2 separate regions of the Mus musculus genome follow, and region 1 is linked to region 2. Evidence: chromatin loops called from intact Hi-C (ENCODE). Cell type or tissue: left cerebral cortex. All regions are shown on one strand. Links, peaks and the distances in the headings refer to the core of each region. The heading gives the core; the rest is flanking DNA. Region 1 has its middle 75 kb from the start of Bdnf. Region 2 holds the start of Lin7c (lin-7 homolog C (C. elegans)).

Evidence for each region. Hi-C counts contacts between places; a loop is a spot of excess contacts. Peaks named below come from ENCODE experiments on the same cell type or tissue, not always from the same donor. Only the 100,000 strongest peaks of a DNase experiment are listed, where the experiment ranks them.
Region 1: a loop joins it to region 2, with 2.7 times the contacts of the local background. A loop is called at or near these places in 1 of 42 quality-filtered maps.

What each region holds. Positions count from the first base shown.
Region 1 is chr2:109,766,765-109,771,165 of GRCm38, forward strand. No RefSeq gene overlaps it. Among named protein-coding and RNA genes, the nearest start is that of Bdnf, 75 kb to the left of the region's middle. In left cerebral cortex, for the core only: no CTCF peak of the experiment used is centred there; a DNase peak (open chromatin) is centred at 2,244.
Region 2 is chr2:109,887,943-109,892,343 of GRCm38, forward strand. Lin7c (lin-7 homolog C (C. elegans)) reads left to right here and starts at 2,936. Exons shown (of 5, transcript NM_011699.3): 1 at 2,936-2,979. The coding sequence starts at 2,943. In left cerebral cortex, for the core only: a CTCF peak has its summit at 2,319 (motif pointing left); DNase peaks (open chromatin) are centred at 2,253, 2,878 and 3,802; H3K4me3 peaks cover 1,824 bases; H3K27ac peaks cover 1,244 bases.

The DNA of each region.
Region 1 (4,401 bases), core at 102-4,101, 120 kb before region 2:
ATGCTTGTCTGGAGTCTACCTGAGGCTAAGATAAAGAAATTAATTGCACTGGCAAAGAAAATCCCAAAGCAACCTAGTTTAGACTTTGTCTAAACTATGCCAGCGAAGAGATGGGCAAAGGGCATCAAGCAGAGGAGATGAGCATAGCATTCCTAAAAGGGGAAGCAGTGTGAAGTATCTGCTGTGTGGCAAAGCACAGCATGCTAGAAAGAGGAAATTGTGGTTCGAGGTTGGCAAGCTCATTGAGTACACACTCAAAGGAACCCTACAGAGCATGATGAGTGGATAAATTAATAAATTCAGTATACAATCTTGTAAATGTTCCTAGTTAATGTTTTTTAAAGATTGATTGATTGATTGATTGATTGATTGATTGATTGATTGATTTATGCATGTGAGTACACTGTAGCTGTACAGATGGTTGTGAACCTTCACGTTGTTGTTGGGAATTGAATTTTTAGGACCTCTGCTCACTCCAGTCAACCCCACTCGCTCCAGTTGGCCCTGCTCTTTCCAATCAACTCCTCTCTGGCCCAAAGATTTATTTATTATGCATACGTACACTGTAGTTATCTTCTGACACACCAGAAGAGGGAGTTCGATCTCACTATGGTAGGTTGTGAGCCACCATGTGGTTGCTAGGTATTGAACTCAGGACCTTTGGAAGAGCAGTCAATGCTCTTACCCACTAAGCCATCTAACCAGCCCACTAGTTAATGTTTTTTTCTTTGTTTCTTTGTTTTTTAGATATTTTCTTTATTTACATTTCAAATGTTATCCCCTTTCCTAGTTTCCCCTTTGAGAATCCCCTCTCCCCTTCCCCTGCTCCCCAACCCACCCACTCCCATTCCTGGTCCTGGCATTCCCCTATACTGGGGCATAGAGCCTTCACAGGACCAAGGGCCTCTCCTCCCATTGATGACTGACTAAGCCATCCTCTGCTACATATACAGCTAGACATAAGTTCCACCATGTGTTTTCTTTGATTGGTGGTTTAGTTCCAAGGAGCTCTGGGGGTACTGGTTAGTTCATATTGATGTTTTAATGAACAGTTACAGCTCACAGAAAATGGCATAAGCATGGGGAAATACATGACATAACATTTTACTTATCCAGGCCAATGACATGAGTTCAATCCTTGGACCTCACATGGTGGAAATGAAAAATCAACTAGCATAAGTTATTCTCTGATCTTTACATGTGTGGCATACTTATGCACACACATGTGTTCACTCACATATAAGTAAATGTAAAAAGAAAAAAACAAAAAAGAAAGATTAGAATCCTGGTGATAATTTGAATTACAGCTTGAGTTTCACACACCAAAATATGTAATAGTCACATTTCCTTGTCAATAAACAAGAATTTCCATGATCTTCCTGTTAAAGGATTCTCTTTTTTAAAAGACTATCTTTAGATGCTAAAGGGGTTAAAGACAAAAGCCATGCTCACATTTTGGCTCTGATATTTACCATTCACATACATTCTTTTTTAATTTCTATTTTGCCATTTATTTGTTTCCTAGGGTTTTACTTATCTTTTTGCATCTGTATGAATGCTTGCCTGCATATGTATATGTGCACCACAGTTAAGCAGTGCTAAAAAAAAAAAAAAAAAAAAAAAAAAAAAGACAGAGCATATTGGATTCTCAGATCTCCTGGAACTGGAGTTACAGTTGGTTGTGAACCACCAAGTGGGTGCTAAGAACCTAACACAAATTTTCTCTAACAGCAGCAAGTCCTCTTACCTGCTGCCCATGTCTTCAGATCCCTGTTTACACTTTAAATATGTGTTAAGACAACACAAGGAATGAATGACTATCATACTATTTTCCCCACTATTAATATATTCCATGATTCAGGAGGCAACAAGGAAGGGCTATGAAAATACTTACTAAATTTGGATATAGAACAGAATGCCACTTTCTGTACACAAAAGAAAAATATCAATTAAAAACTCTCCAGAACTTATCCTATTCCTTCATATAAAATTATTCTATTAATCTGAAAGTTGATACATTTTATAGCATGATTGACACAAAATCAGAGCAATGAGATTGCCAAATAACTGAAATTTTGAGACGCTTATTTTGCTTCTTCTCATCTTCCAAAAATTAAGATGAACAGACACAGAAGAGTGGAGTTTATGTGTTTATGAAGAAGTGATTTTCTCTGTGTCCTTAGGCAAAATGCCTTCAATTGACAAAGGCTCCATCTGTATTCCAAGCAAAGCTGTACATTCTTTTTTTAAATGTGTGTTTTTAAAATACCACTTGGCATCTACTCTACAAAGCTTAAAAATTAGCTTTTGGGGAAAAAAAAATCACCCAAAATGTTGCTTCTTGTGTAGAGGCAAGAAAATTGGATTCATGTAAACGATCCTTAAGAAATGTCTTTATGTCTGTATGCCAACAATTGCATTTATAAAAATACACATTGGTTCGCTTTTTTAAAATCCAGTCTTGTTATATTTTTATCCGTTATTGGAAAGGAATCTGAATGGTGCAAGTACTTCCTGCATGAATGAGAGTTCCTGTGTGCATGGGGGGATGACTGGAGAATTACTATTAATTCTTTCCATTGAGTTTTCATCTCTAAAGTCATCTTTCTATGCGTGAATTTTCTTTTCTCCTTTGGTTAACCTTTTTTGAAAATTTGGTTAGTATACAAAGCAACAGATTTCAAGTAAAATTTTCACCCATATGTATTAGCATACCTTTTACTCAACCACCGCCCTCATACGTATAATGTCCTCCTGATCTCTCTTGCCTTTCTGTTGGTTACCTTCCTCCCTCAACATTTCTCCATTCTGCTCTCATGACATGCATTCTATTACTGTCTCTTGTTCCTCACCTCCCTCTCCTTTTAAGTTTCTTTTTCCTTTCTCATGTTGCCCTTTCTACTTACACACTTCCATGTCATACAACACACACACACACACACACACACACACACACACACACGCTCACACCTATATTTGGCATATGCAAAACCACAAAAATATTTCTTTATCTGAGTCTGATTGACTTTACTTAGCACAATGAGTGTCAGTTCCATCCACTTTCCTGTAAACGTCTAACTTCATTTTTCTTTAGAGCTGCAAAATATTCCATTGTATATACATACCACTTTTATCCACTGATCTATTGATAGACTTTTAAGCAGGTGCCATATCTTGGCTATTGTAAATAGTATAGCAATAAACACAGATATGTGAGAATCTGTCATAGACTAAGAATCTTTTAGATATAATCTCATGACTAGTATATATGGATCATATAGTAATTATATTTTTATATTTTTGAGGAGTCTCCACATGATTGCCATAGCGGATAGTCCAGTTTACATTCCCACCTAGAATATAAAGATTTCTCTTCCTTTACAACCTTCACCAAATTTGTTTTTGTTTGTTTGGGTTTTGTTTGTTTGTTTGGGGGGGGGTGCTTGTTTGTTTTGTCTAGCCATTCTGGCTGATTTTTTTATCCATTCATTGACTGTATGATCTGGTTTTCTTGTACTTGTTTTTTAAGGATTTTTGTAGATCCTATATATTAACCAGATACAAAGCTGGCCAAGATTTTTCTCCCATTCTAAATGCTGTCTCTGTTTTGCTGATTCTTTCCTTGCTGTGAGAAGTCATTGATTTTCATGTAATTCCATTTTTCAATTATTTTAATATTGAAATAATATACAATATGGTAATAGAGTCTTTTTCAAAATATTCTTTCCTGTGCCTATATCTTAAACATATTTTGACTATGTTTTAATCTAGCAGTTTTGGTGTTTTAGGCCTTTGATGCTACTTGAATTGATTTTTGTGCAGAGTGAAAGACACGAATCTAGTTCTTCATATACTGATAATCGGGTTTCTCAGCATGATTTGCTAAGAGAGCTGTCTTTTTTTGCAGTGTATGTTTTTTGACACTGGAATGGTTAACCATGATAGTCCACTTGGTGGAAGCTATACTCACCATGAAAACAAAGCTCTGGGCATGTATGTGAAAGAGTTTCTGGTTGACTGCGGCAGGAATGACCACCCTAAATGTGGGCAACACCAGTCTATGGGCTAGAGTCCTTGTCTAAATAAAAAGAGGAAAGTGAGCTAGCACCAACAGTGGATGCAATGTGCCCAGTTGCCATGACACCCCAGCAGTGATGGATAGAGCCTAAAACTATGATCCAAAATAAACCTCCCATCCCTGAAGTTGTTATTGTCAGGGATGTTGTCACAGCAACAGGAACAATGACTAATACAGAAGATCAGATACCTAAGAGCTTCATCATTGCAACTTTAATCTTGCTGCTTGTTATGCTTCTGTTTACACTGTGTATATCTTTTTGGTAGATTTTGGTAGATCATACATGTGTAGGAATTTTTCAATTTTTTTTAGATTTTTTCAGG
Region 2 (4,401 bases), core at 75-4,074:
ATGAGGAACTGTCAGACCTGGAAGGGGATAATGGTGGGATTATAAAAAAATTAAAGATAAATATTAAAAAGAAGAAATGTGGGTAGTCATCATCTAATCTATCTATTTGACGATCTAGATACTACAGAAGAGCATACAAAAGCAGCCTTCTCTCTTGTTAAACTGAGTCATATACTTCTGCCCTTAGCCCAGCGGTTCTGATCATGGGATCACCAAACACAAAGTAGGGCTACCCGCATTAACTTCTGTTTTTTTGTTGTTGTTTTTGTTTTTTTCTTTGTTTGTTAGTTTGTTTTTTACCTGTGGCTTTGTACTGAGACTACTACTGTCTTCTTTCTCATGCTTCCATCTTGCAGGCCACAGATCATGATATATCTTATCTTTCATGATCACTTGAAGCAATCTTTACAGTAAGTCTGTGTTCCATGATTGTACACACATGTGAGTGTACACATTCTGTTAGTTATGTTTCTCTAGAGACAATAATGAAACAAGTATTCTAGGGTCGTCTTAATTGGTTCTGTTTTCTGAGTGCTGAGACAACTGCTCTGTCACTAAGCTACATCGGCAATATAACTTCCTAATTCTGATGGAGCATGTTTCCTAGTTGCTTTTGAGAAAGTATGTATGGAAAGTAATTTTTTAGAAGAATTTATATGTTTAGTATGAAACTGTGGGGCTGGGGGTTAACCCAGGATATCAGACATGCTAGACAAATACTCAACCACTGAGCTATACCCATGCCCCCTAAAACGTCTTTCAGTATGACTTCTCTCCTGATAATTTTATCAGCTTAATAAGTTGGCTCCTTCCCTTTAAAAAAACCACACATACCTGAGAATCATAAGTCAGTGGTAGTAGCACACTGTTTATGTAGCTTAGGCTGAGGTCATACTGGATTAGAGTAGGCCCCTGGTCTCCTCCCCTGGTCTAATAGGACTGGTCTCCTTCTAAGAAAATGCTCAGACGAAAATAATAGTGAGACTGCCATGTGAGTATGAAAACAAAGACTGAGTGTGATGGTTGGCATATGTTCTGCCCAGGAAGTGGCACTATTAGAAGGTATGGCTCAGTTGAGGCAGGTGAGGCCTTGTTGGAGTAGGTGTGTCACTTGTGGGTGTGGGCTATCACAGCAACTTCCTAAGTGCCTGGAAGTCAGTCTTCCACTTGCAGCCTTCAGATGAAGATGTTGAACTCTCAGCTCCTCCTGCACCATACCAGCCTGGATGCTGCCATGCTCTTGCCTTGATGATAATGGACTGAACCTCTGAACCTGTAAGCCAGCCCCAATTAAATGTTGTCTTTGTAAGACTTGCCTTGGTCACGGTGTCTGTTTACAGCAGTAAAACCCTAACTAAGATGCTGAGTAGCACAAGTCAGGAACACCAGAGACTTCCAGAAAACTGCTAGAAAGCCAGGCAGAGACAAGGAAGGGTTCCTGTAGATTAGAAATGAACATAGTACCTTTATTCCTGACTTGTAGCTCTCAGATTTGTGAGGCAATTATCTGTGGTTTTAAAACATTCCGCTTGTTATACTTCACTATGGAAGCTCTAGAAAACAAGGAGGGAATTCTAGTTTGAGAATTATTCAATTTTCTGTAACAGTTTTATAGCTTGCAGAGTCCTTCCAGCTGTGTTAAGGAAAGAAAGTGCATCCTGTTTCAATTTCTAGTCCTTAGAAGGTGACCTTTTATTCTCTGGAAACTTTTATGGTCTTCTGCGTAAGCCTGGAATTCTGGGATTTTTTGTGTGTTTATCATCAAAGACATGGAAAAAGACTACTCCAAAGGAGCAGAAGATAGAGATAAAGCTCAGATTTGTGTAGCTTGTACAAGTCTGCAGATTCGAGTCTCTGGAAAAGTAAGTAATGTGTAACCCCAGCTCATAAGAATAGCTCCTGTCAGCCAAGAAAACCTGTGTCATTTGTATGGAGCATGAGGAAGCTTGAAGGCTACTGCCCAGTGGTGGGATTCAACTACCTAATAACAACATGTAGAAAACTGCAGTTCAACGGAAAGAATGGGTCACCTGCAACCAGCTATTAAAACAATCCTGTCGTGCAGGTGTTACAAACTTAACACTGGACTATGATCTTTGCTACCCAAATCCAAGTTTCACAAAAATTATTTCATTGAAATTAGTGACTAAAAATATTTGGGTCCACCAAGTCTTCAAGAGTGGCCCTATGAGGATCTGGAGATGACAGACAGTGCTGTTAGGAGTACTGGCTCCTTTTCCAGGGGTCCTGGGGTTAGATTCCCAACACCCACAGGGCAGGTCTCAACCATCTGTAACTCCAGTTCCAGGGGAATAGATGCCCTCTTGTGGCCTCAGGTTTGTAAATGGTGCAGATATACATAAGGGCAAAACACCCATTAATATAAAAATTCTTACAAATTACAAAATGTACCCATAAAACAAAATCTATGCTTCATCCTTCATTCACAAGCAGATTTTGAATCGGCTAACTAAAAACAATACTTCGTGTATACCAAAGCGTTCTCTCCCGGTTGTTTTTTTTCCCACCTTTCTGCTCAAAGAGAGTTTTAGATAAAATTCGAATTGTAAATTTTTTAAATTAGATCAAGCTAGGATATTAAGAATTTATAAGAGGACTCGGACATGGGGAAACCAGCCTAGACGGTCAGAGGCTGCCGTCGGTCGGGTAAGGGCCGGAACTAAGGTCCTGACTTCCCCGAGGCAGGGGACACTCGGGACATCGGTTCTTTTCAACCTCAGGTTGTTGGAAGTGGACGAGCACAGACCCACGAAAGGAGGCCACCCGTCGGTCGCAAAGCGTCCCCGGCTACCGCTCTGCGTAGTTACCCGCATCCTTCTAGCTCTCGCGTTACTACCATCCTCGCCCTTCCGCTTTCTCGGCCTGGTCCACCGCGGCCCCTCTGTCGTCACTTCCTGTGGGTCTGCACCTCCGAAGAGAAGATGGCGGCGCTGGGCGAACCTGTCCGGCTGGAAAGGGGTGAGTGCGGCGGGGGTCGCGGCCGCGGTGGGTGGGGCGGGTCGAGACTACGAACCGCTCTGCCTGCGGGCCGGAGCGGAGGCAAGGTGACCCGGACGCTGAGCCCCGGAAGCCCTCGGCGGCCTCGGCGCCGGGCGCTGCTCGCGGGGGGCGCTGGCTGGCGTTTGAAAGCTCGCCAGAGCCGGCCGTTGAGGCTGGCGGCGGGCACAGCACGGCTCAGCGGCCTGCCCACGGCTGTAGGCACGGGCGCTCCCTGGGTCCGCACCGCAGCATCGGCTTTCAGCTTCATAGACCCTAAAAGCCGAGGCCACCACGCAGCCCGGCACTGTCTACGGTCAGTGTGCGCGAACAGATCAGTGTGGCCTCTTGGCCTGGTTCTGCCACTTGGCCGACACAGACACATTCCCGCAGAAACTCCCTCGCCCCCATTTAAAACTCAGACTCCTTCAGTACTGTGACCACAGCCTCCGGGCTTTGAGTTGCTCTTTCCTAACTTTCGCACCCCTCCAGCCACGGAGAGGATGCTTACAAAAACAAAAACAAAAAACAAACAAAAAAAAAACCCTCCAACTGACTTGATCTTGGGAAGGAGATTACATAACTAGGTGGAGTAGTGATTTGATTGTAAGTCACTTTTAAGTGCCATGCAATTCCATACTCATAAACCCTACACTTGGAAACCTGGTTGGTTGATTGCTTCTTAGAGCAAACAGCCAAGAAAAACCAACCCGATTGAAGAGAAGCCTGTGAAAAGACTCTCCCAGGGTCCAGTTGCAGCTTTCCAGTATTGTACTCTGTTCTGCCCCAACTTAAATTTCAGACAACTGGAACAAGCTTTGTACAATTCGGTAGTCATAGTAACCAGAAAGTACCAGTTAAGCATTTCGAGTGCTGTTGGCAAACATCGCCTGGGATGGAGTTTGACATTGCATATATTTAGTATTCACAATTATAATCTCAATATCGTCCAAGAAGGAAATCATTTTATAAAATTTGTGTATGTAATAGAACCTCTTTCCTCACACACTGTGCTGATTATGATTCGTTTTGCTTTTTATTGTAGTGACCATGGGAGCCTTTTGTTTCTTTTTAAATAAATGAACTTGTTTGTGACAGGGTAGCTTGGGAAAGAATAAGGTAGGCTTACAGCTGTGTCATTTTCCCCTCAAGTACTACGGTGTCAATGTGCTTTGAACACATTGTTACACAGGAACAAATCTGTTGGTGTTAACCAGAAGAGTTGCAAGTTTCAAACAAGATGGCGTTCTTTTGTATCTTTAAATGAAGCACAAAATGTGGACCTTTTCCCTCTGACATCTGCTTTTTGCTGTTAGGAAGTTTTTCAGTTAAACAGTAGAAAGCTCAAAATATTGGTAGGAATGAAGTCCTAGTTGGTTTTTGCCAGTTAGCAGGATAAGCAAG